Regions from separate parts of the Mus musculus genome. Here all the other regions are linked to region 5. A link is a loop called in an ENCODE intact Hi-C map of the cell type or tissue named here. Cell type or tissue: left cerebral cortex. All regions are shown on one strand. Links, peaks and the distances in the headings refer to the core of each region. The heading gives the core; the rest is flanking DNA. Region 1 overlaps Hecw1 (HECT, C2 and WW domain containing E3 ubiquitin protein ligase 1). Region 2 holds the start of Mrpl32 (mitochondrial ribosomal protein L32). Region 3 overlaps Hecw1 (HECT, C2 and WW domain containing E3 ubiquitin protein ligase 1). Region 4 has its middle 9.7 kb from the start of Mrpl32. Region 5 holds the start of Hecw1 (HECT, C2 and WW domain containing E3 ubiquitin protein ligase 1).

The links. Peaks named below come from ENCODE experiments on the same cell type or tissue, not always from the same donor. Only the 100,000 strongest peaks of a DNase experiment are listed, where the experiment ranks them.
Region 1: a loop joins it to region 5, with 2.3 times the contacts of the local background. A loop is called at or near these places in 3 of 42 quality-filtered maps.
Region 2: a loop joins it to region 5, with 2.8 times the contacts of the local background. A loop is called at or near these places in 3 of 42 quality-filtered maps.
Region 3: a loop joins it to region 5, with 6 times the contacts of the local background. A loop is called at or near these places in 3 of 42 quality-filtered maps.
Region 4: a loop joins it to region 5, with 5 times the contacts of the local background. A loop is called at or near these places in 3 of 42 quality-filtered maps.

The regions. Positions count from the first base shown.
Region 1 is chr13:14,385,570-14,392,047 of GRCm38, forward strand. All of the region lies in intron 2 of Hecw1 (HECT, C2 and WW domain containing E3 ubiquitin protein ligase 1), which reads right to left. Among named protein-coding and RNA genes, the nearest start is that of Gm30893, 130 kb to the right of the region's middle. In left cerebral cortex, for the core only: no CTCF peak of the experiment used is centred there; DNase peaks (open chromatin) are centred at 3,301 and 3,509.
Region 2 is chr13:14,609,967-14,616,444 of GRCm38, forward strand. It overlaps Mrpl32 (mitochondrial ribosomal protein L32), which reads right to left and starts at 3,071. Exons shown (of 3, transcript NM_029271.2): 1 at 2,926-3,071; 2 at 1,457-1,638; 3 at 335-774. The coding sequence starts at 3,052. The coding sequence ends at 520. Psma2 (proteasome subunit alpha 2) reads left to right here and starts at 3,276. Exons shown (of 8, transcript NM_008944.2): 1 at 3,276-3,349; 2 at 6,046-6,122. The coding sequence starts at 3,309. In left cerebral cortex, for the core only: no CTCF peak of the experiment used is centred there; a DNase peak (open chromatin) is centred at 3,179; H3K4me3 peaks cover 2,041 bases; H3K27ac peaks cover 861 bases.
Region 3 is chr13:14,422,651-14,429,128 of GRCm38, forward strand. The region is part of intron 2 of Hecw1 (HECT, C2 and WW domain containing E3 ubiquitin protein ligase 1); the gene reads right to left. Among named protein-coding and RNA genes, the nearest start is that of Gm30893, 97 kb to the right of the region's middle. In left cerebral cortex, for the core only: no CTCF peak of the experiment used is centred there; DNase peaks (open chromatin) are centred at 2,395, 2,733 and 2,748; H3K27ac peaks cover 1,148 bases.
Region 4 is chr13:14,600,078-14,606,555 of GRCm38, forward strand. No RefSeq gene overlaps it. Among named protein-coding and RNA genes, the nearest start is that of Mrpl32, 9.7 kb to the right of the region's middle. In left cerebral cortex, for the core only: no CTCF peak of the experiment used is centred there; a DNase peak (open chromatin) is centred at 2,878.
Region 5 is chr13:14,518,763-14,525,240 of GRCm38, forward strand. Hecw1 (HECT, C2 and WW domain containing E3 ubiquitin protein ligase 1) reads right to left here and starts at 4,464. Exons shown (of 29, transcript NM_001081348.3): 1 at 4,062-4,464. Gm30893 (a long non-coding RNA gene) reads left to right here and starts at 3,833. Exons shown (of 2, transcript XR_382090.4): 1 at 3,833-3,921; 2 at 4,787-5,738. In left cerebral cortex, for the core only: a CTCF peak has its summit at 3,707; DNase peaks (open chromatin) are centred at 1,105, 1,758, 2,290, 2,621 and 3 more places; H3K4me3 peaks cover 4,158 bases; H3K27ac peaks cover 3,798 bases.

The DNA.
Region 1 (6,478 bases), core at 752-5,751, 130 kb before region 5:
CATGTGTTGTTCTTATTATTATGTGTTGGGAGGAATTTCTTTTCTGGTCCAGTCTATTTGGAGTTCTGTAGGCTTCTTGTATCTTCATGGGCATCTCTTTCTTTAGGTTTGGGAAGTTTTTTTTCTATAATTTTGTGGAAGATATTTGCTGGCCCTTTAAGTTGAAAATCTTCATTCTCATCTATTCCTATTATCCATAGGTTTGGTCTTCTCATTGTGTCCTGGATTTCCTGGATGTTTTGAGTTAGGATCTTTTTGCACTTTGCATTTTCTTTGATTGTTGTGCCCATGTTCTCTATGGAACCATCTGCACCTGAGATTCTCTCTTCTATCTCTTGTATTCTGTTGCTGATGCTCACATCTATGGTTCCAGATTTCTTTCCTAGGGTTTCTATCTCCAGTGTTGTCTCACTTTGGGTTTTCTTTATTGTTTCTATTCCCTTTTTATGTCTTGGATGTTTTTGTTCCAATCCATCACCTGTTTGGTTGTGTTTTCCTGTATTTCTTTAAGGTTTTACCTCTTTAGCAATGTTCTCCTCTATTTCTTTAAGTGAGTTATTAAAGTCCTTCTTGATGTCCTCTACCATCATCATGAGATATGCTTTTAAATCCGAGTATAGCTTTTTGCGTGTGTTGGGGTATCCAGGACTGGCTGAGGTCGGAGAGCTGGGTTCTGATGATGGTGAGTGGTCTTGGTTTCTATTAGTAAGATTCTTAGGTTTGCCTTTTGCCATCTGGTAATCTCTGGAGTTAGTTGTTATAGTTATCTGTGTTTGGAGCTTGCTCCTCCTGTGATTCTGTTACCCTTTGTCAGCAGACCTGAAAGTCTAGCTCTTTCCTGAGTTTCAGTGGTTAGAGTACTCTCTGCAGGCAAGCTCTCCTCTTGCAGGGAAGGTGCACAGATAATATCTGGCATTCAGACATGCCTCCTTCCTGAAGATGAAGGCTTGAAACAGAGCCTGTCCCAGGAGATGTGTCGCTTCTGCCTGTCCCATCAGCTGTGTAGCTTCTGTAGTCCACACTCTCACCTGTGCAGACTAGTCTCTGAGGTATCCGGGACCAAAGATGTCTCCCCACCTGCTCTGGCAGGGCTCTCTCAGGCGGAAACCTCTCCTTTGATGGGGAAGGTGCCTGGATGTCTGGAGCCTGAAAAGGGGTCTGTCCCAGAAGCTGTTTCGCTTCTGCCTGTCCCAGAAACTGTGTAGCTTCTGTAGTCCGCACTCTCACCTGAGCAGACTAGTCTCTGAGGGATCTGGGACCCAAGATGGCTCCCCAACATGTGCTGGTAGAGCCCTCCCAGGTGGACACCTCTCCTCTGGCGGGAAAGGTGCCTGGATGTCTGGAGCCCGAAGTGGGTTCTGTCCCAGAAGCTGTGTTGCTTTTGTAGTCCACACTCTCATCTGCATAGACTAGTCTCTAAGGGATCCGGGACCCAAGATCGAAATTGTCAAATTATAATAGTAATAATGGTTTATATGATGAGAACAAAGACATAGATGGAAACATTGATGAAATAAGATGTTTGCTGGTTAATACTGAATTGTAATATGGCATCTGCCTGGTATAAGAACAGCAACCTAAGTATGGTTCTAAAAGACTATACTCTGCCACCCACCCAGGCTTCTCCACCATCCAATGAAGATTTAATGCAATATATGACAATTCAACAGTGTTATAAACCTGGAGGGCTGTAAAAGTAGTTTTGATTAATTTACACTGCAGGCAGGATGTGCACCTGCTCAAAATATGCTATGATATCCCTTTGTATCTTCTTCCATTTTCAAGAAAGTGGATACACTTTCTAATCAGCCATTCCACCCTCTAGCAAAGATTCCTGTCACTGTGATGTTTGTTTGCTTGTCTACTACTCCTATCCCTATAAAACTTTAGTCTCTTTATAAACTCTCATGACCTGGCATAGCCTTAGCCTCTTTATAGCTCCTGTGCTCTGGCACAGTAAGTAGTATTCTATTTTTTTTCTTTGCTTTTTTCGAGACAGGATTTCTCTGTGTAGCCCTGGCTGTCCTGGAACTCACTTTGTAGACCAGGCTGGCCTCAAACTCAGAAATTCGCCTGCCTCTGCCTCCCAAGTGCTGGGATTAAAGGCGTGCGCCACCACACCCAGCTTCTAGTATTTTATTTTAACCAAAACATTCTTTAATGTGACATAAATAGTTTATTGGGCCTTATAAAAATAAAATACAGAAATATAAGAAAGAGACAATAAGTTGTTTATAAAGAAGTCTAAACATTTCCTAAACAGGTGTTTTTATTAAAGATTCACAACTGATTATTTGTTATTGTAATTTCCTGTTTTACTAAAATGTAGTGGGCAAAATCCTGTGAGTTGATTGGATATAAGGCATTTGATGTACATGGCTTTTGGTGACCCAAATGAGACATCACACTTTTGCTTAATTACTACTTATTAGTTAACCTAGTAAGTCTTTGAAATAACTTTTCCTTCAACAAGTGAGCCTTTTAAACTTTGTTTTGTAATCAAAACATTGTAGGAGTTTCCTCTAGAATGCAACCCATCCTGAGTGAGGTGACTCAGACCCAAAAGGACATGCATGGTATGGACTCACACATAAGGATATTATACAAAAAATGTACAGAATACCCAAGATAGAACCCACAGAACCCAAGAAGACTGAAACATGGAAGGGCCCAAGTGAGGATGCATGCTATTTTTGAAAGCATCACTTCCCATTGCTTTAGGGGACTATGCATATTTCAAATAAAAGCTATTCTTTTAAAAATATCTCTACAAAATTAAAAATCATAAAAAGAAATAATTAAGGAAACACCATTAAAGTATACATTATGGAGTTATTCAATTGTGAGAGAGAGAAGGATGGATTTTATTCCTAAAGAAGGTGTTATTTTACTCAAGGAAGCTTCCAGGACATTTTTACACTGTGCCCAGTTTTAGTCATACATGTAGGGGGATAATGAAAACTTGAAAAATATTCAGAACTTCTTCTGTCTGCAAAGGAGCTCAGAAAATTCAAATAAGGTTAATGTACAGAATGTCTGTGTAAGATGGAAGAATATGAATAAGTAAAAAAAAAAATCAAAAAGATTCTATTCCAAAGTGAGAGAAAGAGGAAGCCGTTTCAGAACTCATAAAGGCTGTAACAGGACACTTGAGAGTGTAAAGAATATGGGCACACAGAAAAGAAGCCAAGCTTTAGCCACATGGCTCCCTATTTGGAGAAAGAAAATGTTTTCTACAAAAAGTAACCCAGATGGCCATGGTGAAGAGAGACTGCATCCCTACCCTCAACACACGCACACATCCACGCACACATACACGCACACCCCACAAGGTTCAAAAGCAGTTGTAGCTTTGATGAGACAGTGTTACATGTTGTCATTCATCACCATGTTTCTTGAAGTGCCAAGGGACAAATTCTATTATAAAGAAGAATGCATTTTCTGAAGCTGAGCAATACTGGGGACATGAAAACAACTACAGGACAGGGAGCCTGAATTTATTCTTCACATCCCATGGCAAGAGGCAGCCCTGGAAGGATTTTTGCACAGTTGGGTAAAACAAGTAAAGACAAGCAAAGCACAAGCAGCAGCTAGCTCAGCTCAAGCATGGGGTGTTGGTAAGAAGAAAGGCAGCCTACCTGTTTTTGCTAGGGATGGAACTCAACTGAGAGTAGCACTAACACTAACACTGAGCTAACACTGAGCCTGAGGTCACAGAGCTGATAACCTTAGTGCAGTTCTTTGCTGAAGGTTCAGCAGTCCACTTTCCATCCATAGTTGCAGCCTTCTAGCAGAATGACTTATATCCTTAAGACCTTGAGAGTATAAGACAGGTCCTCTATCCATAGAGTTCTCTGTGATGTGGTTGTTTTTTAAAAGTTTATTTAAATTTTATTTTAATTTTAAAGTGTGTGTGTGTGTGTGTGTGTGTGTGTGTGTGTGTGTGTGTTCAAATGTCTGAAAATGCCAGAAGAGAATGGTGATCTCCTACAACTCAAGTTACTCATAGCTATGATTTGAACTCAGGTCCTCTGCAAACACTCTGTGAGCTTTCTGTAACTGAGATCTCTCAGTATACTTGGGAGATACCCCAGTTAGAACAATAATCTTTCCAGGTGATGAAAGCTGGGATTCTTAGGAGGATGAAGAATCTGCCTTGCTTACGAAATTCAAAGCTAACTGTGGATCAATAAATCAAACAAAAGTAAAGTGGAAAGTATCATCAGTAGGTCTTTCCAAGCACATGAGGGAATATGAGAGATGGAGGACAAGGGTAAGAACACTATGCTTAAACATCAATAAGGAAAAAAAATGACATGCCCATTTATTCATCCATGAAGCCTGGGATATTGCCAAGAGAACAAATTTAGAAATTTATGGGCTAGAAGAAGGAGCTGAGGTAACTAATGGCCCAAAAAATACATTTAGTGAGACATATAACACCAAATTCCCCAAATCTGGAAAGAAATGAATGCACAAATGCAGCAGCCATTTATATCCCTAAATAGGCATGACCAAAGAAACCTCTCCATGGCATAGCATAATACAAATATCAAAATAGAAGCAAATAAAAATGTTAAGTCCTATAATGGGGGAAAGGTAACTGCACTAGAATAACATCTACAACCCTCCAAAGGAGCAAAGTATAAGCTAATATATTCCAAACCTTAAAACTAACTAATTGTCATCTAAGATTGGTATCTCAGGGAAATCTACCCTCTAAAATGTGGGAGAGGTACCTCCTTTCATGTCTCTTATTAAATACAAGTTGAAAACTAACTCCTGACATACATCACAAGAATTATCTACCATGACTAAGTTGGCTTCATCTTAGAGATGCTGGGATGGTTCAACAAACACAAGTGAAGAGGTGTAGTAAGCCACATAAATGGACTCAAAGACAAAAATCACACACTCATTACACAGATGAAGAGACTTTCTTTGGCAATTTCTTTATTCTTTCAGGATAAAGTCCTAGAACAGAAGGAACAGAAGGAACCTATATCAAAATATTAAAAGCTATACACCAGAAGCCCACAGCCAACACCATCGTAATGGAGAAGCACTTAAAGGAATTCCATTCAAATCAAGAATAAGGGCTGTTCATTATCCCTACGCCTTTTCAGTACTGTGTTCAAATCACTGATCAGAGCAATAAGGCAAGAGAAGGAAATTAAAGGGACACAAATAGGAAAAGAATAAGTAAAACACTTCCTATTTGCAGATGACATATTATATATAAGTGACCTCTAAATTTTCTAGAAACAGATTTTCTAGAAACAACATTTTCTACAATGTTGCCAAATTACCAAGGGATTCTACTCAGTAGCTCATGGGATATAAAATAAATCTCAACAAATACAGAAAAATATTAAATATTCCTGTACATCCTATTGAACTTTAATGTTATATGTGGTGGTTTGAAAGAGAATGACCCTCATAGGCTCATAGATTTAAATGCTTGGTCACCAGGGAATATCACTATTTAAAGGATTAGAAGGTGTGGACTTACTGGAAGAAGTGTGTCACTGGGGAATGGTTTGAGGTTTCAAAAACTCAAGCCAGGCCCAGTGGTTCTCTTCCTGCTGCCTACAGATCTGGATGTAGACCTCTGAGCTACTTCTCCAGCATTATGTCTGCTTCCTGGCATGCTGATAATGGGTTAAACCTCTGAAACTGTAAGTTGGCCCAATCAAATGCTTTCTTTTATGAGTTGCTGGTGTTATGGTGTCTCTTCACAGCAATACAACAATAAGACAGAAGTTGGTACCAGATTCCTGGGTATTGCTGTGATAGGCTTGACCATGCTGGTGAGAATGTGGACTTTGGGCTTTCTGAATAGGAAAACAGTTGAATGTTTTAAGCAGGGCTTAATGGCCTACTTTAGTAGGAGACATGGAAGACAGTGCTGAAGGTGCTTTGAAATGCATAGAGAAGAAGAATAGTAGTAAGTGGCCTAGAGACAGACCAGCCGTTTGATATTTTAGCAAAGATCGTGGCTGCTTTCAACCCATTCTGAAAAATCTTCCTGGGGCTAAATTGAAGATCTTTGGATTAATGATGTTAATAGAGGCGTCTGCCTAGTATTGACTCTGTCATGTGTTAATTAGTGGTCTTATATAGATCTATAATGAAAAGGAGCAAGCTAAACAAGGAAAAGAACAAGATGTACAGTTTGAGGAGAAAAGCAGCACTGGGGAGTGTAATAGAGCTAAATCCTGTGCTCACTGAAATAAAGAGTTTCAAGAAAATCTGATGCTAAATGGAATGAAGGGAGTGGTGATGTCAGGGTAAGACTCCACCCAGCTCAGCTTCCAACTTGTGAGAGTGAAAGAAAAGCATAAGCCTTGAAGGAAACCATCTAAAACAGAACACTGATACAGATGCAATTGAACAACAGGGCCGTGTTCAAGCCTCAGCAAACAGAAAACACGGTTCTTCTGCCACATGGCTCTGGCTTTAGAGTCAAAGATACAAT
Region 2 (6,478 bases), core at 941-5,940, 92 kb after region 5:
TCTCACAAGCATCTACGACGACAATGGAATGTGATTATTTCTATTATTTAAGTAAATTAGCACACTTTGTTCCATAAAAAGTAAATTGTTCTAAAGCACCAACAAAGAAGAAAGAACTTCGTTTTGTTTTGTTTTTGTTTTTGTTTTTTTTTTTTTTTGAGACAGAATCTCACTTTGTATCCTGGCTGGCCTGAAATTCAAGATATCCTCCTGCTTCTACTCCTGAATACAAATGAGTGTACCACATACCTGTTCTAAATTCTTTTCTCACTGACACAACTGCTTAATTAAAACCCAACAGCATTATAGAAATACACAAATTAATCCATTGAGCCTTTACATAAATATGCTGAGTTTATTCATGATACAGTCTTCAAATTACCTCATTTAAAAGTAACAACTAACAAAATCCATTTTAAAATACATTGATAATTTGAAAACAGGCACAACATGAAAATGAAGACTCCTGATTTTAAATAAGTGCCTAACTATGAAATTATCTTTTTAACATTTTTTAGTTCAATTCTGGGTGAACCAAGATGGCCTCTTTATGTTTCTTTCAACAATCCTCTTGCCCTGATCCTTTTCTGATGGTTTCTCTCCTGTGTACAGCACCATAGTCTCAACGGAAGGAGCTCTGAAAGGACCTCCTTCTTGAGCCCCTATTTGTTGTCTGATTTTTGTCGTCTCCTGGCGTACTTTCTCATAGCAATATCCACAAAGGACATGTTTCTGCTTCAGGTGACCACATTCAGGGCAAATGTCTATATTGTTCTTTAAAACAAAGAAAAACATATTAATAACAAGCAATATAATACATAATCACCAGCAAGAACTCTAACATGCTGACATTGTAGCTTTCTGAGAATGTTCGTGCTACATAAGACTATATACTAGCTAGTTCAACAATATATTTTAACAGGAAAACCAAAAAAAAAAAAAAAAAAAAATAGCAACACTGAGTTCAAATTAGTAAGAAAATTAGGACTAAAACTCAAGTTTACCAATCTGGTATATTTTTATTCGTATAGCCTATGGGTAAACTATTCTCAAATTCTTTTGTCTAATCTCCAGCTTGAGTAGAATATTTTCATTATATGAGTGTAGTGAATTCCACATTAACAATTAAAAGCATAGTCAAGAAGTTTGGAGATTTTTTTCAGAATTGTTTGTAATGATCTCATTTGACTTTTGAATTAAGAGCTCTATCAGTCCTCTAACTTCAAATAATAACCAACAAGGAGCCCATCTAAGCAATGGGATGATTCATTAAGAGTATCTTAAAACATTAAGGAAGAATTAGATTACGTATCTATCCATGATGAGCCAAACAAGATGCTAAGACTATTATAAGGCTGGTTTTCTCTGCTACACAAATACAATACCGGGCTATTCAGTGTTAGACTTGTGGAAGAGAGTGTGTATGTGCACACACCTACACCCGTTCACACATTACCTTAATTTTAATAAGCTTTTGAGGGTTTCTTCTCCTACATCGGTTAACTTCGATGGTGCGTCTGTTTTTGGGAGCTGCCATCCAAAAGATACTATCTAAAAAGCTGGAATTCTCTTTATTTTCACAAGTATCATGTGCTAGCTCTGTGAGGATGGATGGTCTCTGGACGGCTAATGCTGGTGCTATAAAACAAAACAGAGATGCCGAATCAACTCGGAGTTCCTAAATGAATACAGCCACTATTTCCTTTAACAGTCAACATGTGTAGTGTCACTAAATATACACACCTATAAATTATATGTGTTTGTGAGTATATGTGCACATGTAAGGTCAGAGGACAGCTTTCAGAGTTAGTTCTCTCCTTACGTCATACTGGCCATGGGGCTAGGACCCAGGTCCTGAGACTTAGCAACAAGGTCCTTTACTACTGAGCCATATGGCTGGCCTGACATAAATAGTTTTGAATGTTAAACACAACAAACATTAGTAATAATCCCCAGCTATTAAAATATACTAAAGCTCATATAAAAGGCAATTTAAAATACTTCAACTGGAATGCTTTCTTATTGCAAGCTACCAAAGCAGCCAGGCTACTCTACTAAGCATTTCCTCCGTATATAATCCGGGACACTGCAGTTCAGTAATAAGTAGTGTACAAGTAATCTAATCCCGAGACTCCCTACATTCACTCACATCACTGAGATGACTACAATGGTCATCTGTACCACACTATCCTGATCCAGTTAGGTCCTTTTTCTTTAAACCTGGTAGGTTCCTAAAGCCATTAAATTTTTCCTTAATATTTAATCTTAACCTGTGTTCTAAGAAAAGATTTATTATTTATGAGATTATCAAGTGTTTCACCTTTGTTTTTCTAAATTGCTTAGATCACTTCTTTACCCTTTCTTATGTTCTTCAGACTTGCGAACGTTCGTTCAATTCTTAGGACTTCTTACCACTACATAAACTGTCCAAGCACAGGCCTATTAGACAACGAATGGACTGAAATGATTATCTCAGGTAGAACATGGAGACAATTATTTATTATGCTGCGCTTGAGATATAATAAAATATATCTCTGTTCAGACTGGGCATTATCACTTTTGCGATACACTGTAAATAATACAGCAATCTCAAATTTAACGCCCAAGATACCAGGAGCTCGAAGCTAGCCTGGGCTACACAGTGAGTTCTAGACCACCCTGGCTACGGTGACAGTTTCAATAAATAAATAAATAAATAAATAAATACGAAGCTAGCCTGGGCTATACAGTGAGTTCTAGACCACCCTGGCTACGGTGACAGTTTCAATAAATAAATAAATAAATAAATAAATAAATAAATAAATAAATAAATAACCAATAAACAAACAAACAAATAAAATAACGAACCAATCAACCAACCAAAAACCACGCTACAACCCGGAAGCCCTCACCAACCCTCTTTCCACGAACTCTCTCCTTACGGACCCCACGGAGGACTGACAAAGCGACTCCAGCTCTGCTGCAGTTGCCGTTGTAGCAGCTCCCAGCACCTCTGGAGCGGTCCGGGACGCACCGGCCATGGTAGTGAAAGCAGCAGCAACGAAGGAGCCATGATCTTCTCAAGACAGAGCGGGACGCGGGCTGAGCGCATGCGTTAAGTCCGCCCACTTCCCCGCCTCCTCGCTCAGAGCATGCGCAGGCCCCTCTTGCGCATGCGCAAGGGTCAAAGACCGCTGTGATCCAAAAACTCCAACTCCCAGCTACCCCTAGGTGACTCTCCTCCAATCAGAGCAAAGAAGAAAAAAAAAATTAAAGGAAGCATACTTACTGCGCATGTGCGTGGCTGTGTTCCGACTTTCCGGGTAAAGATGGCAGAGCGCGGTTACAGCTTCTCGCTGACTACATTCAGGTATTCGGGGGACCCGCAGGTTCCATGCGTCGCAGATCACAGGAGCGCCCCAGACATGGTCCCGTGTGTCGGACCTGGCTGGTGTTTGCGTAGGAGTGCACGGTGACGGAGCTGGACTCGTAGCTTTGCAGAGTCATGTTCCGTGCCAGGCCTGGGCCCTGGCTGAGGCCGGCCGTGTTGCGGGCCGAGGGACGGGAGGCCCCAAGCCAAGCACTAAGCACTGGCTCTCCTTCTAGACTAGGAGAAGGGTGCTTTGAGATAGTCTGTTTTCAGCTGCTCTCTTCAGGTCCAGGATTTCTTTACTGGCCCGGCTAGGCCTGAGCGAGAGCTTTGTAAACCCAGACTCCTTATGGGACGTGTGAGACGTCCTTTTTCTTTTGGGAGATCCTTATTTGCTGTTAAATCTTAGTTTTAGTCTCTGTTTAGCAGCGATGTGCTTTGAAGCTCACACTGCTTTCGGTTTCGCCTGTGCTCCTGTAGAAGCTTAAGAAGTATAAAATGAAGGCGCTGATTTCCTGTCAAGTTTTTGTGGCACATGCAAACTGATAACCTCTGTATTTTGCTTGATCCACTAACAAATTGCTTTAAAACGATTTTAGACCCTTATGTTTTGGGAGAAAGAATTAAAGAGTTATATATATTTTCTCAAAGTGCAGTTAAGGGGAACTATTGTTCCCTGTTTAAGAAAAAACCATCATGGATGAACTTAGACAAAGGACTGTGTTTTGACCATTTTCTTTCTTTTTTTTTTTTTTTCTTTCCATTTTTTTATTAGGTATTTAGCTCATTCACACTTCCAATGCTATACCAAAAGTCCCCCATACCCACCCACCCCCACTCCCCTACCCGCCCACTCCCCCTCCTTGGCCCTGGCGTTCCCCTGTTCTGGGGCATATAAAGTTTGTGTGTCCAATGGGCCTCTCTTTCCAGTGATGGCCGACTAGGCCATCTTTTGATACATATGCAGCTAGAGTCAAGAGCTCCGGGGTACTGGTTAGTTCATAATGTTGTTCCACCTATAGGGTTGCAGATCCCTTTAGCTCCTTGGCTACTTTCTCTAGCTCCTCCATTGGGAGCCCTGTGATCCATCCATTAGCTGACTGTGAGCATCCACTTCTGTGTTTGCTAGGCCCTGGCATAGTCTCACAAGAGACAGCTACATCTGGGTCCTTTCGATAAAATCTTGCTAGTGTATGCAATGGTGTCAGCGTTTGGATGCTGATTATGGGGTGGATCCCTGGATAAGGCAGTCTCTACATGGTCCATCCTTTCATCTCAGCTCCAAACTTTCTCTCTGTAACTCCTTCCAAGGGTGTTTTGTTCCCACTTCTAAGGAGGGGCATAGTGTCCACACTTCAGTCTTCATTTTTCTTGAGTTTCATGTGTTTAGCAAATTGTATCTTATATCTTGGGTATCCTAGGTTTTGGGCTAATATCCACTTATCAGTGAGTACATATTGTGTGAGTTCCTTTGTGAATGTGTTACCTCACTCAGGATGATGCCCTCCAGTTGACCATTTTCTTAAGGACTGACAGCTGAAGGCAGCCAGGATCTACTTGTTGAATATAACAGTAACTAGTAGTGGTTTTTCCATTACCACCTATGTATAATGAGTTATAGATGAACCTGGACAATTGAACTTTTTCAAGGTTGTCCACAAATAGGTAAATCAGGACTCAAACCTTGTTGGTTTTGAAAACAATTAATAGACTTTTTGTTACAATATATTATCTTTTGAGAATTGCCCTTTACAGTTTCACATAAGAAGTGAGTTAATGTTATTATTTTGAAATCTTTAAATGAATTCCATTAAATTCCTTAGCAAATGATTTCATTATATAATTGACAGAGACTAAATTTTGCATGGTAGTCGCTTATATTTGTAAACAAAACAAATACGGTCGGTCCTAAGTGGTTTCATTATAGCTGAGACAAATGGACATAGATCGTGAGGGACTGAGTTTTTAAGTTATTAGTTATTTAATTTCTTTTTGTGTCAGAATTATTGGTGACCCAGGCTGGCTTCAAATGGCCAGTAACTAAGGATGCCTTTCAGCTTATCCTTCTGCCCCCACTTGCTCTGTGACGGGATTTTAGTAATGCACGCCCATACCTTATTTATGCTGTGTCATGCATTCTAGACAAGCACTCTGCCATAGGAGCTACATCCTCAGTCCTTGAGTCTTTTATATAACAAACATCTCAATGTTTTCACAAACAGATTTCTTTATTATAACAGTCCTTTAAAAAAAATGATAAGGTTTAGCTAGCAGCTTACATTTGGTGAAGAATGGTAAATGAAAGAAAGAAATTGGCGTGGACTGGTTTGCGTTCTACCAAACGTGTTCGTGGGGATTTTGTTGAAAGAGGCAGTGGGCTACTGGGACTCATGAGCACAGCAGCTGCCTGAGTTCTCGGTACACTTGCCTGCAGTGGGGAACAGAGGGAGTGGGAATGCTTTGCTAACCAGAGATGGGGAAAACAACAGCAACAGAACACAGGAAGAGAATTTGTGCCCATTCGAGACTTGGACTAACTCCGTAGTCTGGTAAGCTTAGCTTCCAAACACCTTCAGGGTAGATTTCAAAGGCCAGAAGGTTTGATTAGTGAGGCTTGGCCTCTGTTTTCCTTCTGTCAGGTGTCCTGTACTATTTTGAATGTGTGAACAGAGGGAATGTCTCTGTTTCTTTTCCAGCCCATCTGGTAAGCTTGTCCAGATTGAATATGCCTTGGCTGCGGTAGCTGGAGGGGCCCCGTCAGTGGGGATTAAAGGTAACTCAGTGTTTCCTTCTCTTCAGATGCTTGTTAATAGTTAGCTGAAGTAGGTGTATGTGCATAAGCCTTAACAGTCTTTGTTAGAGAACTTTGAAGTTAAAAGAAATAACATTCTGAAATAGATGTTAAGTCATAATTCTTAGTGATCTTTGTGTTAGATTAAGGAATTTTGAAGTTTTAAGAAAGTAGCATTCAGCACAGTAATTTAAAATTTACAGCAAATATAGCATTTTAATCTATTGTGATAATTCATAAGTTGACTTTCATTCAGGAAACTATTGTTTTCATTGGTTCTATTTTTCTATGGAGTTTTATCTTCTTTATCAAGGGCTAATTATAAAACATCTGAAGAT
Region 3 (6,478 bases), core at 426-5,425, 96 kb before region 5:
CAAACAAACAAACAAACACAGCATTGGGAGTGTGAGATAGGGAAAGGTGATCAAGTAAAACTAGAATTAAGCATTGCTTAGAAGGTTTATCAAAATGCCTAGATGGTAGCAATGTGCCGGTGGAAATACTCAGATATTAGATCAAGTGAGTTAACACTAGGGCAACATTGTTGGAACTAGCTGAGACAGGAGGGTGAAATGCTGGATGCTGGTACACTTGTAATGTGAGCCTACGTTGCCAAAGAATGTATCCTATGAAGCAGAGTCTAGCTTAAATGACAGTGAGTTGGTGGTTGCTATGATCACATCCTTTCTGGTGAAGTAATGACCCTGGATCCTGCAAAGCCATGTAGACATGAAGTAAATGGTAATTGGAAGATAATAATATTACTTAGCTAATTACATTTGAGAAAAGGAGACTTAAGAATAATTTTGTGGATAAAATTGAACCTGAAAAGATGAAATAACCAGAGAATAGGCTGGAATTTTAATGAGGTAGGAGCATAATGAAACTATCTCCAGGAACATAGTTTATATTTAGATCTGCAATGGTGCTGAATAGGAATAAATAAAAATTTTATAAATCCACACAGAGTTTCCTGTCCCATTAAGGGTTGTAAAAGCAACATTACTTAGAGAAATAGGGCTCATTTTTTTCACAAAGAAAACTTAGCTTGTGGTTGTGTTAACTTGGTATCTTACAGCTCCTTGTAACACTCAAGGAGAGTCGGTCTCTAAAACATGATTGAAAGATAAATCCAAAAGAGAAATAAAAAACATGAGGACCTTATAATAAGGAAGATACCTACACCATCCAAATGGAGGAAATTGATTATTGTAGAAATAGCATCAAAATAGGCAAAGGTCACCTTCTAGGCCAGCAGGGAGGTGAGATCAGTGGGAACAGATCCTCTGTAACAGTTAATTTTCTGTTACTGTTTTAAAAAAATACCATGACCAAGATTTATAGAAAAGGAATTTATTTTGGTTTATGGTGCCTGAGGGATAAGAGTACATCATGGTGGTGACACATGGCAACTAGAGCAAGAAACTGAAAGACCACATTTTAAACCACGAACACAGAGGAGAAAGAGAACTGGAGGGAGGGTGAGACTATGAACTCTCAAAGCTCACCCTCAGTGATGTACTTCCTCCAGCAAGGCTGAACTGCCTCCACAAACTGCACTACTGACTGAAGACCAGGTGTTCAAATCCATGAGCCTCTGGGTACAATACCCTTTAATCTCACCAGGTCCTCCTGGCTCAGCTCCTGCCAATCATGATCAACAATGGTTGTAAGAGTTCTCTCTCTCTCTCTCTCTCTCTCTCTCTCTCTCTCTCTCTTTCTTTCCTTCTTTCTTTCTAAAAGAAACCAAGATTTTTAATTTTACTAAAAACTGTTCTTTTTAAAAAGAAAATTATCTATTAAATAGAATCTTACTAGCAACCAAGTAAAATTACCCTGGTGAGATGACCACAGACTTGGTGAACTCTAAGCTATAGCTTTGTGCAGTATCAGAGGGACCTCTAGGCTATAATTTTATGCAGTATCAGAGGGACCATGGGTCTGCTTTGCCTTCCTCTTTATCACTTCCAGTCTTTACAAAATGTTGTATACTGATTAATCTAAAATGTTCTAACACCCTTCCCTCAGTAGAATGAAATGCCTACTAAGGCAGAGACCTGTTTGCTTAGAGTTGTATCCTCAGTACATTCCTTGACCATGTGTGGTACAAAGGAAACAGCAAATAAGAAGTTCCTGGGTGAATAATAAATGATGAGTTCATACCTCAGTCCAACTAATCTAAGCTGGGACACAGGATCCTGATTCCAGGGTATGACATCTTATTCTTAGTAGCTCATGACTGTTCAGGACAGTCACCCTCTGGACATTCTAAGAATAGAATACTCCTAAATCTTTTACTTTGCATATCTGGATTTTTTTAAAGAAATCATCATGAGAAAATGGAAAATATATACATATTGATTCATGGTATATATAAAATTATGATTGTGAAAACAGTTGCTTATTGTCTGAAGCAGTGTGTACAAGAAACTACACCGAGGAAGCACAGCTGCACAGGTTAACTCATCAATGACCCTCTGATGCACTGACATGCTGTAGAGTATTAGTGATGCTCAATTCTCTAATAATTATGCACATTGCATATGGATACTAGAGGAAAACAAATACACAAGCAAAACATACAAGAAAACATTTAGTTCTTGCTGACAAAGAGAAAAATGAGCTTAAACTCAACAGGACAGGAAAAGAGGCATCTGCAATATCCTATGGAGATGTAATTCCCCTGCCTGAGCAAGATTACTCACTCTATAGTGCTTACATGAAGCAGTTAGATAACATACACGTTTTATGCCAAATGACTGCCTTGAAAAAATAATCACGCCATGTGCACAGCCTAGTTAGAAATCAACCCTTGAGTTATCCACACAAGTCTCTTCTACATTGCTCTGGTTTTAGACAGAAGTACAGTTTATTTTAAGTGAAAAAATATATGTATATTTATAGTACAGTCCAGGCTTTTTGTAAAAACACTTACTTAGAAAGAAAATGATACATTTTTATATCTCAACAAGAACAGCTTCAAAGAGAGCATGGTATGAAACTATTGAAGGGCTATGGCCTTGACTTTTGCTAGTAGCTCTGGTTCTGTTCCTTTATGAGTGCTGTATCAGAATGATAATCTTAAATAGATACTAGGACAAACTGTAAGCAAGTCAGGAAAAACAAAACAAAACAGTTTGTGCTGAGAATGCTGCTTCCTGTTGGGAAAATACTGGTGGTAGAATTATCTAGAAGTGAGAAAGGAGCCAAGGTTCCCTAGGTGATACAAGGTATAGGGAAAGTGGTAGAGAGTTGCACCTATCACTTGTCAGCAAACAGCCACTAAAGATTCATCTAGGACTATGGTTCTACTTGTGATGTCCTAGCCAGCCAAGAACCAACTCATCTGGCTCCCTGATAGGAAAACTGGACAACACTGTTCATATCCTCTGATCCAGAAAAGTTGAGTTCATGGTGAAATAGAGTGGGGCAGGAAAGGAGATCAATACTCTTTTCAAGGAAGATCTTAAATCAAGTGTAGAGAATTAAGTCTGCAAGCCACTCGAAGAAACAAACATACATTCTATGAGTTCTATTCTTTTAGAGATACCCAACTTATACAATTATATTTCACATTATGCAGGCTTCACATCTGATGTTTGTAGACATTTCCAGTGGGGCTGAAAAGGCTGCTGATACGGCATTGACTTTCTAAAAGAAATGAGCCCAATTTTTTTCTCCTTATTACAACGTGGCAATGGGCCATCATTCATATCAGAGGTGACTCTGAAGATATCTAGAGTCCCAGGATATAGTCTGCTTAGATTCTGCAGAGAAAAATCAAAAGAGCTGACTGAACTATTAAAAACATATTAGTAAAATTTAGACAAGAAACCTCAGAAAAAATGGTCAAAGTTGTCATCCACCATTATCATGAGAATTTGAACCACTCCAAAATCTAATCTGTGGTTTGGCCCTAGTGAGTTACTACAAAGTAACTTTCTTTCCCATACTTGATCTGGTATTAGATTCTGAGACTAATCAAATGACCTCACTACACAATAAACCTAAACCAATTTCAAACAGCTCTGAAGGAATATGGAAACCAGTTTTACCTATCTAATGCTAGGACTCAAAGATTATGGACTCTCAGTTCTGGATCCACATAAAAGAAAAAGAAGAGCAGAGAAGTTGAATTGGGTTTCCCTAAACATCCTCATGTCTTCCACACTGCTGGGAAACCAGACAAATAAGTTCACATATGTTTGTGTTTCTACTGTGTGTCTGTGTGTGTCCATGGAAGACAAAAGAGAATGTCAGGTTCCATGAAGCTGAATTTACAAGTAGTCACCGGCCATACAACTCTTAAACAAACAACAACCCAAATATGGTTCTTCTGGACCTAGCATGGCCATGGCTTTCCTGGTTCTCATCCTTTCTGGGATTACTGGTTGACATCATTGTAAAAATATGTGTCCTCTAAGATATGTGACAATTTGAAACTAAAGTCCTTTAGGGTACATTTGATTCCTAATACAAGAACTCTGATGCCTCCTCTAATCATTAAAACAAGGAGAGTCTTGTTGTACTTCTTAGGCAAAATCCACACCCTTTATCAACTTCAACACAGTTACTAAAGATGGATTGCCTATCAGACTTCTCTCCAGAAGGATTTTAGGGCTTACATCTATGGGGCCAGTTCCGGCAGGAGAAAGGGACTGGAGACTGCAGTGTCAGGATTAACATGTGAAATAAACCAGCTGGGAGAGGAAGACCAGGTTCCCTTCCCCACCTGAACTAAATACAATAGAATGTGCCTGAAAACAACAAAAACCAACCAACCAACAAAAGTGGTGATATACAAATGTGAGCCATTGAGTGTTATGCAAATTACCTATTATATAGGGTAATGACTCTCATGGGCCATTTTTTCCCCTGGTCTTTTTCCACTCTCATCTCACAAATTCTTTCTTTTTTGTAATAACTGTCTCTGTTATTATTTCTAATCATGTGGCCCTGGTCCAGTTCTTAACCTTGAGTCATAAAAGCCTGAAAATTTCATTAGATCTCCTGAGACTCAGATCCACACCTGTATCAATTCAATCTAACGATTTGAGAGATGTTGTTAAAGTGCTATAGTCTGGACTTTAGCTTGTTTCTGCTCTTGGTGCCAATTGTAAAGGAGGCATTTTTTGACAGGCTTGTCATGCTAAGGTTACTTGATAGCATGAGAATTAATTCTAGACTTTGCATAACAAAAGTGAGTGCTGCTTGCCTTTCTGAATAGCCTTGTTTGGAATTCATCTTTAGATTTTTGGGTCGATTTTTATTTCAACATTTTAGGAGTAAAAGCTATTTGAATTTATCTTGGACCACTTTATAGTACCAGTTAACAAGAGAATAGTTGTTGGGGGTGATGCTTTTGTTATGTTAATGAAACAAAGATTCAGAAGCTGGGAATTTAGCTCAGTGGTAGAGAACTAACCTAACATGCATGGTCTTGGGTTAGGTCCCCAGTCCTGAAAAGATAGAGAGACAAACAGACAGACAGACAGACAGATGGTGGTGGGGTTTAAGAATTCCCTACTGTAATGTCTCTGGGAGTGGGAAATATAATTAGTTGCCTTCTAGGGAGAAATTCTACTAACTAGCCCCTTTAAAGTATTAATTCTGGAAAATGAGACTAGAAAGCTCTTGCTGCTGATTTACAAATGAGATTGCAAGCAAGACTGATTTTTTTTAAGGTTTAAAATAAAAACATATGATCTTGTTTTATTATGTCAGAAATACATAGTTCAGATCTGTTTAAAGGCATGATAAATTGATACTGCCTTTTCTTACAAACTTGTGTATTCTTAACTTCTTGAAATCTATTAGATTACATATCTGGGTTAATTAAACATGTCTCATGAAATAGTAAAATGGATTAAATATTACATACCATTAGAAGATACATGATCTTTCAAACATGTAATTTAGAGTGATAGTAAGCATCTAAAAATAGTTTACTAATGCCGGGGCCTAGCAAACACAGAGCTGGATGCTCACGGTCAGCTATTGGATGGATCACAGGGCCCCCAATGGAGGAGCTAGAGAAAGTACCCAAGGAGCTGAAGGGATCTGCAACCCTATAGGTGGAACAACAATATGAACTAACCACTACCCCCCGGAGCTCGTGTCTCTAGCTGCATATGTAGCAGAAGATGGCTTAGTTGGCCATCATTGGAAAGAGAGGCCCATTGGTCTTGCAAACTTTATATTCCCCAGTACAGGGGAACGCCAGGGCCAAGAAGTGGGAGAGGGTGGGTAGGGGAGTGGTGGGGGGGGGAGGGCATGGGGGACTTTTGGGATAGCATTGGAAATGTAAATGAAGAAAATACCTAATTTTAAAAAAAGGAAAAAATAGTTTACTAAAAGTACAGTTTATTTATATAAAACATCATCTGTTGAGTTGTAAGACAAAATATTGTTAAATTACAAGTATACAGTTTGTATAGAGTTTTAATAAGGGTTTTCTTCTAAAATAGTTTCTAAAAAGAAAATAATTATCGTCCTTTGTTTTTCCTGAAAAGTCATAGGTGAAGGAAATAAGAACTTGCAAATCTTAATGGGAGTCACTGACCCTCAACATTCACCAGTATCAGATAATGAACTCGCTGCGAGAAACCTTCCTAACCTCTTAACTGTTCTGCGCATCCTGAGTATGCCCAACAGGAGCTATGCACACACTGAGTAAGAGACATGGCACCCACTTATGCCATGCTGAGTATGCCTAACAGGAGCTTATGCACACACTGAGTAAGAGACATGGCACCCACTTATGCCATGCTGAGTATGCCCAACAGGAGCTTATGCACACACTGAGTAAGAGACATTATGGTACCCACTACTTGAAAACTCCCATGATGAACA
Region 4 (6,478 bases), core at 698-5,697, 81 kb after region 5:
CTTTCTCTAGCTCCTCCATTGGGAGCCCTGTGATCCATCCATTAGCTGACTGTGAGCATCCACTTCTGTGTTTGCTAGGCCCCGGCATTGTCTCACAAAAGACAGCTATATCTGGGTCCTTTCAGCAAAATCTTGCTAGTGTATGCAATGGTGTCAGCGTTTGGACACTGATTATGGGATGGATCCCTGTATATGGCAGTCTTTAGATGGTCCATCATTTCTTCACAGCTCCAAACTTTATCTTTGTAACTCTTTCCATGGGTGTTTTGTTCCCAATTCTAAGAAGGGGCACAGTGTCCACACTTTGGTCATCGTTATTCTTGAGTTTCATGTGTTTAACAAATTATATCTTATATCTTGGGGCCACCTGAGTTTTTAATGTTAGCCATTCTGACTGGTGTGAGGTGGAATCTCAGGGTCATTTTGATTAGCATTTCCCTGATGGCTAAGGATGTGGAACATTTTTTTTAGGTGCTTCTTGGCCATTTGAGTTTTCTCAGTTGTAAAATCTCTGTTTAGCTATGTTCCTCACTTTTTAAACAGGGTTATTTGGTTCTCTGGAGCCTGACTTTTTGAGTTCTTTGTATATATTAGATATTAGCCCTCTATTGGATATAGGATTGCTAAAGATCTTTCCCCAACCTGTTGGTTGCCGTTTTGTCCTATTGACAGTGTTCTTTGCTTTACAGAAGCTTTGCAATTTTTATGAGGTCTCATTTGTCAATTGTTGATCTTAGAGCATAAGCCATTGGTGTTTTGTTCAGGAACTTTCCCCCTGTGTCCATGTGTTCAAGGCTTTCCCCCACTTTCTCTTCTATTAGATTCAGTATATCTGGTTTTATGTGGAGGTCCTTGATCCACTTGGACTTGAGCTTTGTATAGGGAGATAAGAATGGATCAATTTGCATTCTTCTACATGTTGACCACCAGTTGAACCAGCACCGTTTGTTGAAAATGCTCTTTTGTCAAAGATCAAATGACCATAGCTGTGTGGGTTCATTTTTGGGTCTTCAATTCTATTCCATTGATCTACCTGTCTGTCGCTGCACCAGTACCATGCAGTTTTCATCACAATTACTCTGCAGTACAGGGTGAGGTCAGGGATGGTGATTCCTCCAGATGTTCTTTTATTGTTGAGAATAGTTTTGGATATCCTGGATTGTTTTGCTATTCCAGATGAATTTGAGAATTGCTCTTTCTAACTCTGTGAAGAACTGAGTTGGAATTTTGATGGGGATTGCATTGAATCTATAGATTGCTTTTAGCAAGATGGCCATTTTTAGTATATTAATCCTGCCAATCCATGAGCATGGGAGATCTTTCCACCTTCTGAGGTCTTCTTCAATTTCTTTCTTAAGAGACTTGAAGTTCTTGTCTTACAGATTTTCACTTGTTTGGTTAGAGTCACACCAAAGTATTTTATATTGTTGGGAATTTTGTGATGAGTGTCAGTTCCCTAATTTAATTCTCAGCCTGTTTATCCTTTGAGTAGAGGAAGGCTACTGATTTTTTTTTAAGATTTATTTATTCATTTATATGTAAACAGACTGTAGCTGTCTTCAGACACTCCAGAAGAGGGCATCAGATCTCATTACAGATGGTGTGAACCACTATGTGGTTGCTGGGGTTTGAACTCAGGACCTTCAGAAGAGCATTCAGTGCCCTTAACCACTGAGCCATCTCTCCATTCCCTGATTATTATTTTTTTTATTCAGCCACTTTGCTGAAGTTGTTTATCAGTTGTAGGAGTTCTCTGGTGGAAGTTTTGGGGTCACTTAAATATACTATCCTATCATCTGCAAACAAAAGGAGGTCAAGGGGATACAAATTGGAAAAGAAGTCACAATGTGTCTTCTCTATTGATAATTTTTATCCCCTGTAAAACACATTCTTTTCTAATTTAAAGTATACCTTTTTGTGGTCCTGGCCTTCATACCATGTCAACAAAAATATCAATTTGAGTCTTTTGGAGAACACATGGCATATGGCACTGGCCATTAGGTCATTAATACATCACATTGGATAGAATTACTTGCTTTGTCTAAATATGCTAGCAGTGGCAGGGGAGAAAAAGAAAAATGGGGCTTCAGTGAGGACAAATTCAGAGATATGGGCTTTTACACCTGTTCCCCAAAAGAATAATAGTGAGTCAGACTTTTCAGAAGAGAAACATTTCTTTCAGCTTCTTTCTGTTGGCCTAGATCTTTTAGTCTGACCTTCAGGCGTTACATCAGAGGACCAAGTTCTTCTTGCAAGGAGAGCAAGTGTAGCAAATTTCATTGTGCTAGAGAGGATGGGGGCTGTTCCTCTGACTTTTTTCTTCCATCTACCTTTGACTCTTGCTGCCAATCATCATCACTATATCTATGTTTTCTCTGTTTACAGAAAAATCCCCACCAATAATAATACTTGTTGAGCTCTCTGGGACACACACATGTTCTCCTTCTTGTTTGCCATCACTATCTTTGTACCTATGCTTTCTTTTTAGAAGATAATCGCTGTCAACAATAAAATGCATTGATATATGTCCCCCTCTCCTTCTCTATTCTTTTTTTTTAAAGATTTATTTATTTATTTATTATATGTAAGTACACTGTAGCTGTCTTCAGACACTCCAGAAGAGGGCGTCGGATCTTGTTACAGATGGTTGTGAGCCACCATGTGGTTGTTGGGATTTGAACTCCAGACCTTCGGAAGAGCAGTCGGGTGCTCTTACCCACTGAGCCATCTCACCAGCCCTTCTCTATTCTTCCTTTCCTCTAGATTCTATTTCATTTCTTCACTCCCTGGGAGAGGAAAATCCTATGGAAAGTTCTCTCTAGGAATGCTGCCTCTACCAACTGAGCAAACATTTATTCTTCAGCCCACTCCCATCTGTCATCTGCCACCAACACTGAAAGAAAATGCTTTTGTCACTGTCACAAACTAATTCCATTTGCTACAACCACTAGGTGCTTTTTAAAAATACATATTTTTGATTATATGTTGGGAGATGGGAGAGGGAGAGGATACATGTACATGAGTGCCCATGACCTTGGAGCCAATGGATCCTCCTGGAACTTGAGTTATAAGCAATGGTGAGCTGTGTTGTGAGTTATGATGAGTTCAACTCAAAAATGCTCTGAAAGAACATTAAGTGCTCGTAACTGCTGAGCCAAACTCCACTAGGTGCTTTTAAAATCCTGTTACTCCTCTTTGTAGAAGCCCCTGAACATGTGGAATTTCTCCAGAGAAGCACTGCCGCAGTCCAGGGTGATATCCTCCCACTGATCTCCCCTCCCAAGTCTGCCTGCAGAATGTTATCTTCTTCTTAAGCCTCCTGTATAGGTAATCTTATTCATTCCCGTGGAGTTAAGCTTCCTCCATTAGCTCGCCCAAAGCAAGACACTCAGCTTAGTTGGATGGCTTGTTGAAAGTGTGAATCTACCCTCTCCTCCCATAACCTGCCTTCATCTCACCCAGGCTTCCTCATTATGTTCCCTAAACTAAAAAGCCAGGTTTTCAAGACAGGGTAGGAAGATAGGGAAAACCAAGGAGGGAAAGCCAGGGGAAAAAGAGAGACAGCCCTTCACCCTGGGATCTGATTGTCTTTCCTGCTGAGTCCAGAAACCTAAACACAACTGGTAAAGCTAAAACTGTCTACAGATGTAATATGTGTTTTCTAAAGATACCTCAAACAAGGATGCTAAAAGCAAGTGAATTATTTTTAATCAGGGCCAGATTGTTTATAGCCTTGATTCTGAAAACACTCTACACTTACCCCTAAATCTAAACAGAGTGTGTCAAACAACCATTGGGGAGTTTCATTTATAAAAAAAAAGTTTAAAAAATTGCCTTATTCTTGCTTTCACTCCTCTGTATAACACACACACACACACACACACACACACACACACACACACACACCTCCCATTTCCCTCTTCGAACTCTAATATCTTCCCTGTCCTTGTCCTGGTTTGCTTCTCTATTGTAATAAACAATATCCAGAGACAGATAGCCCTGGATGAAGTAGGACAACAGGCTGAGTAAGCCATGCAGAGTAAGCCAGAAAGCAGCTTTCCTGCACCGTCTTTGCTTTGGTTTCTGCTTTCAGGTCCCTGTCCTGAGTACCTGCATTCGCTACCCTCAACAATAGATGGGTGAGATGAAATAAATCCTATCTTCCTCAAGTTACTTTTGGCCGTAGCAATCAAGAAGCCAAACAGGATGGAAATTGGTACCAGGATCATGGGATATTGGTGTGGTAGACTGGTCATGTTGATTTGGGGAATGTTTAAAACTTTGGGCTAGAAAAGGCCTTTGGATACTTAGAGTTTAGGCTGTTGTGGGAGCTTAGAAAATAGGAATGTTGAAAGAGATGCAGACTGTTAAAGCCTATTAAAAAGACCAGCCTTACTGTGCTAGTTTTAGCCTAATAGACTCCATTTTGTACCTAGACTCCATCTTATGTTTAGCTTGCCCCTAGTTTGATCTCAGTTACTAGAAAAAAACATAATTTGTTCCTAGAACCACTCCACCCTTAGTCACCACCCTAGTAACAGCCATTCCACCCTAATAACAACCAATTAGTATCAAGCAAGACAAAATCTAACATTACACGAGATTACTCAAGCTGACCCTCACTGTTCATAGCCAGTCAAAAGTATTACTAGCCAATAAAATTGCACCAAGCTTATAACCTTTAAATGTTAGCCAATTATGTAACTGCCAAGTTGGAAAGCCCCTTACCCTACTTATAACCATGATAAAAAGACTTGATTTTATCAGCTTGGGGCCTTCCCCCACCCATCCACTGTGTTAGAGAGGTTTAGAGGTCTGAGTTTGAGCTTAAATAAAGACTCTTTGCTTTTGCATACAAGTTAGACTCTTGGTGGTCTTTGGAGGAACTTACAATCTGGGCATATCAGAGCTGTTTCTGTGGTACTTTGAAGGCTATGTGGTTTCTGGTAGGCAAGTCTGTAGGTTATTTTCTTGATTAATAACTGAGTATTAGTTAACACCTGACTTGAATTTGGGACAGTGGGACCCTGACTATTTATTTCCCCAGTGCCTAAATGTATAATTGAGATTTACTTAGAAGTTAAAAGAATTGCCTCATTAGTTCCCTGAGCTGTAGAGCCAAGGCTATTATGGTCGGGAAGGTCAAATGGAAGCCATCAAAGTTGCCTTTATCATGGAAAATAGTGAATCCGAAACAATATTGCATTTCTGGAGGGATTCTAGAAGTTAGTACCACCATTAAAAACTCGAAAGATTCAGGAGTAGTGTTTTCCATTATACCTCTTCTTGACCTGTGCAGATCAATGAATTATGGAAAATGGCAGTGACTGTTGAAAATTAACTACTCTGTGAACTGAGCAACTACCTCCCCGCCTATCCCCTAGTGAGAGACAGCTGTTGTGAGGCCAGTCTGACTGGTGAGGCACACAACCTCCAGGACCAAGTAAGAATCAAGTTCTCAGCTCTCAGGTTGATTCTGCTGTTGTCACTGCATAGCCCTGGCTGGTCTGCAACTTGCTGTAGGCTGACCTCAGACTTACATAAGTCTGCATTCTTGTTTCCCATGTGCTGGGATTAAAGGCATGCATTTCCATTCCCCACTTAAAACACGAAGTGTTCAGTATTGGTATATGTGCATGGGTGGGGTCATTTAAGAAATTCAGTCTATTTTTAAACTTTAATTTTTAAATTGTGTCAGTCTTTACTGTGTCAATATAACATTAAATTTGCAGGGAGGAATCTATCTTTCATGTATCCATCATCTAAATTTGATACCTAAGCACATCTCTCTTCCATTTGTGCTTAAACTTGTATTTTCCCTAATTCTTTATTTTGTTTTGAGGTAGCATTTCTCTCTATGTAGTCCTGGCTATCCTGAGTCTTACTTTATACATCAGGCTGGCTTCCAGCTCGCAGACATCCCTCTGCCTCTGTCTCCTGAATGCTGAGACTAAAGGTGTAGACTGACATGCTTGGCTTTATTTTCCCTGATTTTTAGTGATCTTAAGACTTTTGCTGCAGCTAGCATCATACTAAAATTCTTTTCTGTGTTTCACTCAAGAACTTGCCTTCATTTCATCTTATTACTAATTTATTTATTTAGATCACACATGTGTATTTTCTAAGTCACATGTGTGGGTGTCAGAGAGTTTCTGAACTTGGGCTTACAGTTTATTATGACTCAAGAAGCTTGGTTCAGCAACCCATTCTTGAAAAATAAACTAAAACAGCCAAATTAAGAGTAAAATGAATAGAGATTTATTCAATGTGGGATTATTCATATTGGGAAGAAGGCCCAAGAGATTCAGGGAGACTCTCCAGTCCATCTGCAGGGTAAATAGAGGGTCAGGGATGGATTTTTAGCAGTCTCAATCAAGTTGTGGCCTGCCATCTGGAGGTCATACTTAATCTGCAAGGCAGTCTGTTAACAACTTGTTAGCATCGTGGGAAATTTCTTTTCTTTCTTTCTTTTTTTTTT
Region 5 (6,478 bases), core at 638-5,637:
ATTACAAGAGAAACTGCATGTGCTCCCAAGTGGCCTTAAGTTACTCTACACCGGAACATCATACAATACACATAAATTTAAAATGTTAATTTGATTATCAATTAATTATTTTCACCCTAGAGATTGCACAATGGAATAAAGTAAGTTCAGAATTGTGTTTCCTAAGTGACCTGTAGCATTGTCTGGGTAAATCTCTTACTTTTAAAGAAGAAGAAAGTAAATCCTCTGAGTGGGTGAAAAAGTGGGGGAAGGAGGAGGAAAGAGAAGAAGAAGGAAAAGGAAGAGAAGTAAAAGGAGAAGAAGGAGAAGAGGAAGAAGAAGAAGAAGAAGAAGAAGAAGAAGAAGAAGAAGAAGAAGAAGAAGAAGAAGAAGAAGAAAGTAGGTCACTGAGAGAACAGTCACTTAAAACACTCAGAGCTTTGAGCAGGAAGGGTACACAGAAGTGGGCTTTTCTAGTTTCCCAGGGTGATTTCTCCTGAAGTCTCAATGTCTGTGAGACCTGTCTAAGAATCTTCATACATGAAGATTCCATCAAAGGAAGCTGGCTCAGGAAATGTTGGTCTCTAACTGCTTGGTCATTTCAGAAATACAATGTATGGTTGTTAAATGTGATTTGTACAAATATGGGTCAGTCCATAGTATTTCCTAAACCTGACTGCCATCCTTGCAAGACTAGACAGTAGAATGTAGACTTGAGGAAGAACTGACAGCAATACTCTGGTCTTCTGTTTAAGTACAAGCCAGAGGACAGAGTACTTGGGCCAAACAATTTTCCTTCAAAGCTAGGACAGAACAAAGCAGTGGCCAGATAAATTCCATCAAACTAGAAAGACAAATACAGATCATTCAAAGAAAAAAGAAAAAAAAAAAAGAACTTTTCCCGGCCCTACTGCATTTTGATGTCCTCTCTACACAGTTTTGTTTGTTTTCTTGGGAGGAGGAAAGCCTCCCTCAGAGGCATCTGCTGGAAGGCCCGCATCTGAGTACTTCCTCACCATTTCCATTAAGCATCTTACATAACCCCATCTGATTCTTCCAACTGACTCATGAGGCAGAAGATGCCCACCTTCCTCCTGTCTATACAATTACAGAACATTCCCATGACCTGAAATCCATTCAGTAGACATTCTCCACTACAGATCACATACCAGGCAAAGTGCTAGGTGCTGCGGATGAAAGGTGAGTTTGATAGTGCCCTTGATCTGAGCTTTCAGAACAACATTTAAACTGGAGGCTACAGCATTCACAACTCAGATAACTGCAGTATGATCAGTACTAACCTAGCTGTGTGGGTGAAATGGCTATAGGGAAACAGTAAACTATGCCCAGCACGTATTGCTATTCCAGGATATTATTTTGATCATAACATTTAAGGAAATTAGTGCTCAAATGTGGTGTTTTGTGTAGCTAGGCTAGAGTCAATGGTTAAATGCCTCTTCATGTCTAACTTTTAACAATTACCAAAGTAAACAAAACTCTATTTGCCTGTTTAGAAACACCATTGTCTCAGTCATTATCATCACAGTAGCAAATGTGAGCATGTGAGCATTATGAGCAATACCAAACACTGACAGAGACAGTAAACCTGATGCTATTGCTAATTACTGCACTGGACAAAATTCCTACCTGTGCTCTTTCATTAGAAATAAGCAAACAGAATTCAGTAGCTGGAAACACTAATTCTCAATTATCAGTGAGCAATTAAAGCTGAAAGTAAGAGAACCTGTTACACAATGCACTCCACGGTCTCCACTGCTCCGCGGCTCCCCTCCCCGGGAAGCCTCTTTCTTTAGTGGACTAAAATTGATCTGTTTTAAATCATCAGTTCATTTCACTTATAGGAGAAGTGCTGAAGTTGGAGCTTAAAAATTTTTTTAAGAAATAAACATTATAAGGTCTATAATAAAACCGTGGTTTGCTTCCATTATTTGAGTATAATTGTCTTTCCTGAACTGGCTAACTTTTCTTGCCTCCTTAATCACTTAGCAAAGAAAGCTAGAACTAGAGGGAACTGTAGACTTAACTGGACCAACTCATTTTACACTTGGGGATTGAGACTAAGAGGTTTTTTCTAATGATTACATTTGCCCGTTAAGTATTTGTTCATTAAGAGTCCTATCTAGAGCTGGAAGGCCAAGCCTCACTAGGCTCATCTTTAAAAGGCAAAGTGTGAAGGAGGAAGAGGTGGATGATGCTGTCATATCCATGAACAACAGCAGCTGCATTCCCTCTGCATGATATGCTGCTCCAACTCAGGATGTGGCCTCCTGAACCATGTCAATAATGTCACAATCTGAATAAATTTAGGCAACTGTCTTCGTGAAAATCTGTCCCCCCACAAAAAGAGATCTGTCATTCTGCAAAGAAACCAATTGCACTAGACCAGGATCCTAGTGTGGATCTACCAGAACCTATTTTTTTTAAAAGAAATCCTCCGGACCCGATTTGCCTGTTGGTCTAGGACTTAAAATAGTTCTTCACTTCACCAGTGCCACATTCCAGAGGAGGTAGCAAGCTGAGGGATCAGACAACAGGGAAAACTGCCACAAGCTACGTCTTTACAAACACACACACACACACATTCATATTAGAGTAGGCATGTGGATTGTAATCCCTTCTTAGTGGAAAACACATTTTCAAAATGAATCCCCACGCTAGAGTGAATTACCGTGATAGCCACAGCCGGAGAGTCCCACTGTTGAGAAACTGCAGATCTGGCCACCTGCTTTGAGAAGCTTTGGAACAGCACCGCTGGGGTCTTTTAAAGCTGGTCTTTTCAGGTAGGCACCTACCCTCCTAAACCGCCTTTTAAATTCCAGGAAAAGAGAAGCCACCCCTTATCTTTGAACTATATTGTTCTTCCAGTCTCCACTTCTGCTGAATACAGCATAGTTATCTTTTCAAAGAAAGAAGGAAAACAAGGGAGACTCCCACTGCTGCAGATCCCAGAAGTAAGCCTAAAAAACTACAGCAACGTCAAAAAAAAAAAAAATGTCTTCAGTAGCTAGGAATATCCCGGCATGCTATCTTCTGTTAGCTCAATGCAGACTGAGGCTAGCTGTGGACAGAACCACAGCAAGCTGGGACATCTCTGCAGCCTGTTTTTCTGCCAGCTCCCCACACCCCCTCCCTACCCCCATGTTCTGAATTTGGCAGGGAAGAAGTTACCCTGTCCAGCCTCTGTGCGCAAGATGAACAGACCACACATCCACACTCCCAAAATTAGTCCAGTGCCTGGGAAATTGAGGCTGCAAGGCTGTCAGAAAGCCCTGGAGTGGAGGATGGAGGGCCACTTTGAGCTCTAGGATTTTGCTGCATTGTCATGGCCTGGTAAAGTAGGGAGAATGTGTCGAATCTCCGGCCAAAAATGGACCGGATGCGGCTTTCCCAGCGCCCCCTTGCCTGCCCCCAACCTCCGCCCCTTTCTCTTCCTATGTGCAGGTAACAGTAGGGTAGGCAAAAGGACCAGCTGCTCCCGCTGAAACTCAGGTGGCAGGCCCAGATGAGAGGCACAACGGGCCAGAGATAGGGAGTCGCCTGGGGAACACCCACACCGATCATCTTCCCATCCAGTCACCACCCAGTAGACTGCACCTGGCGGCCGGCTGCAGGAGCCTTTGAGTGAGCACAGAGAGTTCGAGCAGAAACCATGGGATACAATTGTCTAAAAGCCTTGGTTCACAAGGAGTGGGTGTGGGCTGGAAAGGGGGATTACGTAGGTCTCTCCGCCCCCTCCTCTGCCATCTCTTAGCCACTGGGAGGGCGCCCAGGGGCGGAGGAGGCGCTGCGAACCCGTTTGGGGGCTTCTTTGTTTCTCTTCGGGCCCCTATCTGCCGGCTGTACCCAAGCCTTGGGATGCCAGCCCGGCTTGGGCGGCGACCCGCCCCAAGTCAACAATTGAACCTCGCGGGAGAAGAGAGGGTGGGTAAAAGGGTGGATCCCGGCTCTCTGGAGGCAGTGCGCTGCAGGGGCTTCGCAAGGGTGAGGAAGCCGCCCCAGAAAGGGGGTGGGGAGAGGGCAGGGAAGGAGAGGCTGATGGTCTGAGCGTGGCGTCTGCTTACCTTGGCAGCCTCCAACTGGGCACAGATCATGCTCCGGTCCGCACGCAGGTTAGAACCGGGGGTCGCACGTGGCTTGCATAGGTGCCAGGCATTGAGGACCTGGTTTGCTAGTCCTGGGCGATCAGCGTCTTTTGCCTTGCTCTGGCTGCTTCGTATCCTGAGCCAACTATTGTCAGAGCCACCGTCACGGCTGGAGCAGCTCTCGACTGGTGAACCTGTGCGAGCCAGGAGGGGGTCCTCTGGGTCAGAGGCTCGTGGTGTTGCGGCTCAAACAAGGACTCCCAGTGCGTGGCAACGCAGCACACTTTATTGCTTTATCCTTCCTCCCGCATCCCCTCCCTTCCTGCCTGCTCCTCTGTGGGAACCAGACTTGAGAACCAACCAGGAGCCAGGCTTGCTCTCTGTGGCTGTGCTCCGCCCTGCAGCCTCACGCACCCGCACCCTCCTCCTCACCCCTTTAGTATATATATATATATATATGTATGTATATATGTATATATATATATATATATATATATATATATATATATATATATTCTTGTTACTATAGGCCCTATCCTTCCAACACTTAGCACGCGTCCGCGAGGCTTATCTGGAACCAGCCACGGTTCATCAGTTCCTTTGTGTACATGCAAATGTTGTGTTCAGAAAGGATGAGTACCTTCTAGGTAGGTACACTGTGTCAGGTGTTCTCACCTCAATTTCCTTACTTGTCCATTTCACAGATGCAGATACATTGCACAGCATCCTCCAGTATTTTCGCAGCAAGTTCCCCCAAAACAACGTTATGATCACAAATGCCATGCTTGTAAATCGCCCTAGGTATCTATTGTTGATAAGCTTAGCTTTCCAAGCAGGTTTAGTATTAAGCAGTACACATTGTCAAAATAGTAAAATGGAAGTAGGAAAAATGCAAATCTTTATTTGACCAGCCGACCAAGATGCAAAAGAAAGTGAAATGCTGGCCACTGATTTGGTCTAATTTGGGCTTGCTACGTTCACAAAGTGCGAAGGTTCTGAGCACACAACCCCCATAATCCGCAACTCTGTGTTTTTTACAATGCCTTTTTATTTCTACCTATTTTCCTGCCCGGCACTCCCCAGGCAAACTATTTTTCACATCTTAGAGGTGTACCTTTTCCCTTACCCAGGGAACACCCTAGTATTCTTACTATACTTAGTAATGCCTGGTAATTCCTCTTAGTCACCCTGGTAATACCTCTAGCTCCAGAACCTTTTCTTGAAGAGCTGATTGGATATATCTCCATTTATAACAATAAGACAGATGGCTTCTCACTGGTGTTCTTCTTGTTGACCCACCTCTTGCCACTGATTACACTCTTGCAGCAGAACTTTACAGAAGAGGAAACCACGGGAAACCAAGTGAAGCCTCAATTCCCACCCTCCTCCCTCCCCCGGGAGCACCTCCCTTCCAGCCTGCGCTCGTCACTTCAGGTGCCCAGTGATTTCTCAATGGACATTTCCCTCTGTCTGGCAGGAATCTGATTTTCCCACCAGATGAGTTCAACGCTGTCTGTTTTTCAAACCATATCTCAAAAGCCACACAGAACCCTGAGCACACATTTCACCAGATTTGACAGATGAGCTTTGGTATGAAGAAAACCTCCAAGAATGGACTTGGCTGAGGTGCAACAATAAACACCAGAATCAACCAAATGATAATACCAACCAGAAATTTGGAAGAAAAACAAGTAAATCAACAAAAGTCTCTTGTATAAACTAATATTAAAGATTTCTGAAGACACAATTCCAACAAACTGCCACAAAGAATGCTTATTCACCTCAATTAATTGTTAAGTTGTTCAGTCTGATTTTCAGTGTTGCTGCATCTATTTGGCTCAAAGAGATTTTCTTCCTGTTATGTCATGAGGATAGCTTGATAAGTCAGCATCTCTCAGTGTGTTGGTGCAACAATCCTGAGGTATGCTTTATTTTCCTCTAGGCACTTTCTTCTTTTCTATTTCTTTTTCTACCAAAGGAAAAGGGCACAAGTTTCACACCTTTTGTAATTTTAGAATTTTTAATTAATTAAAATATAATTATATCACCCACCTCCTTTCCCTCCAACCCCTCTCATTCATACCTCCTATTTCCTTGAAATTTCTTTATCACACGCACTCAGTCTGTTTAGTGTTACTAGTGTGTTTTACTGGGACTGGATACTCATTTAGGGGTTCATCCCTGGAAAGGATTCATTCTTTCAGCAGCCTTTAATTGCCTGTAGCTCTTCATCTTCATCTAGTGTTGGTTTACTGCACAATATCCCCACCTATGTTAGCTTGTCACCTGGTCCTGTCATTTTTGGGGTCTTATTTAAGCAGCCACATTGTTAAACGTCATGTGTGTGGCTTCCTGGCCATCTTTAGAAAACACTATCTTGCAGTGGATTGATTTCC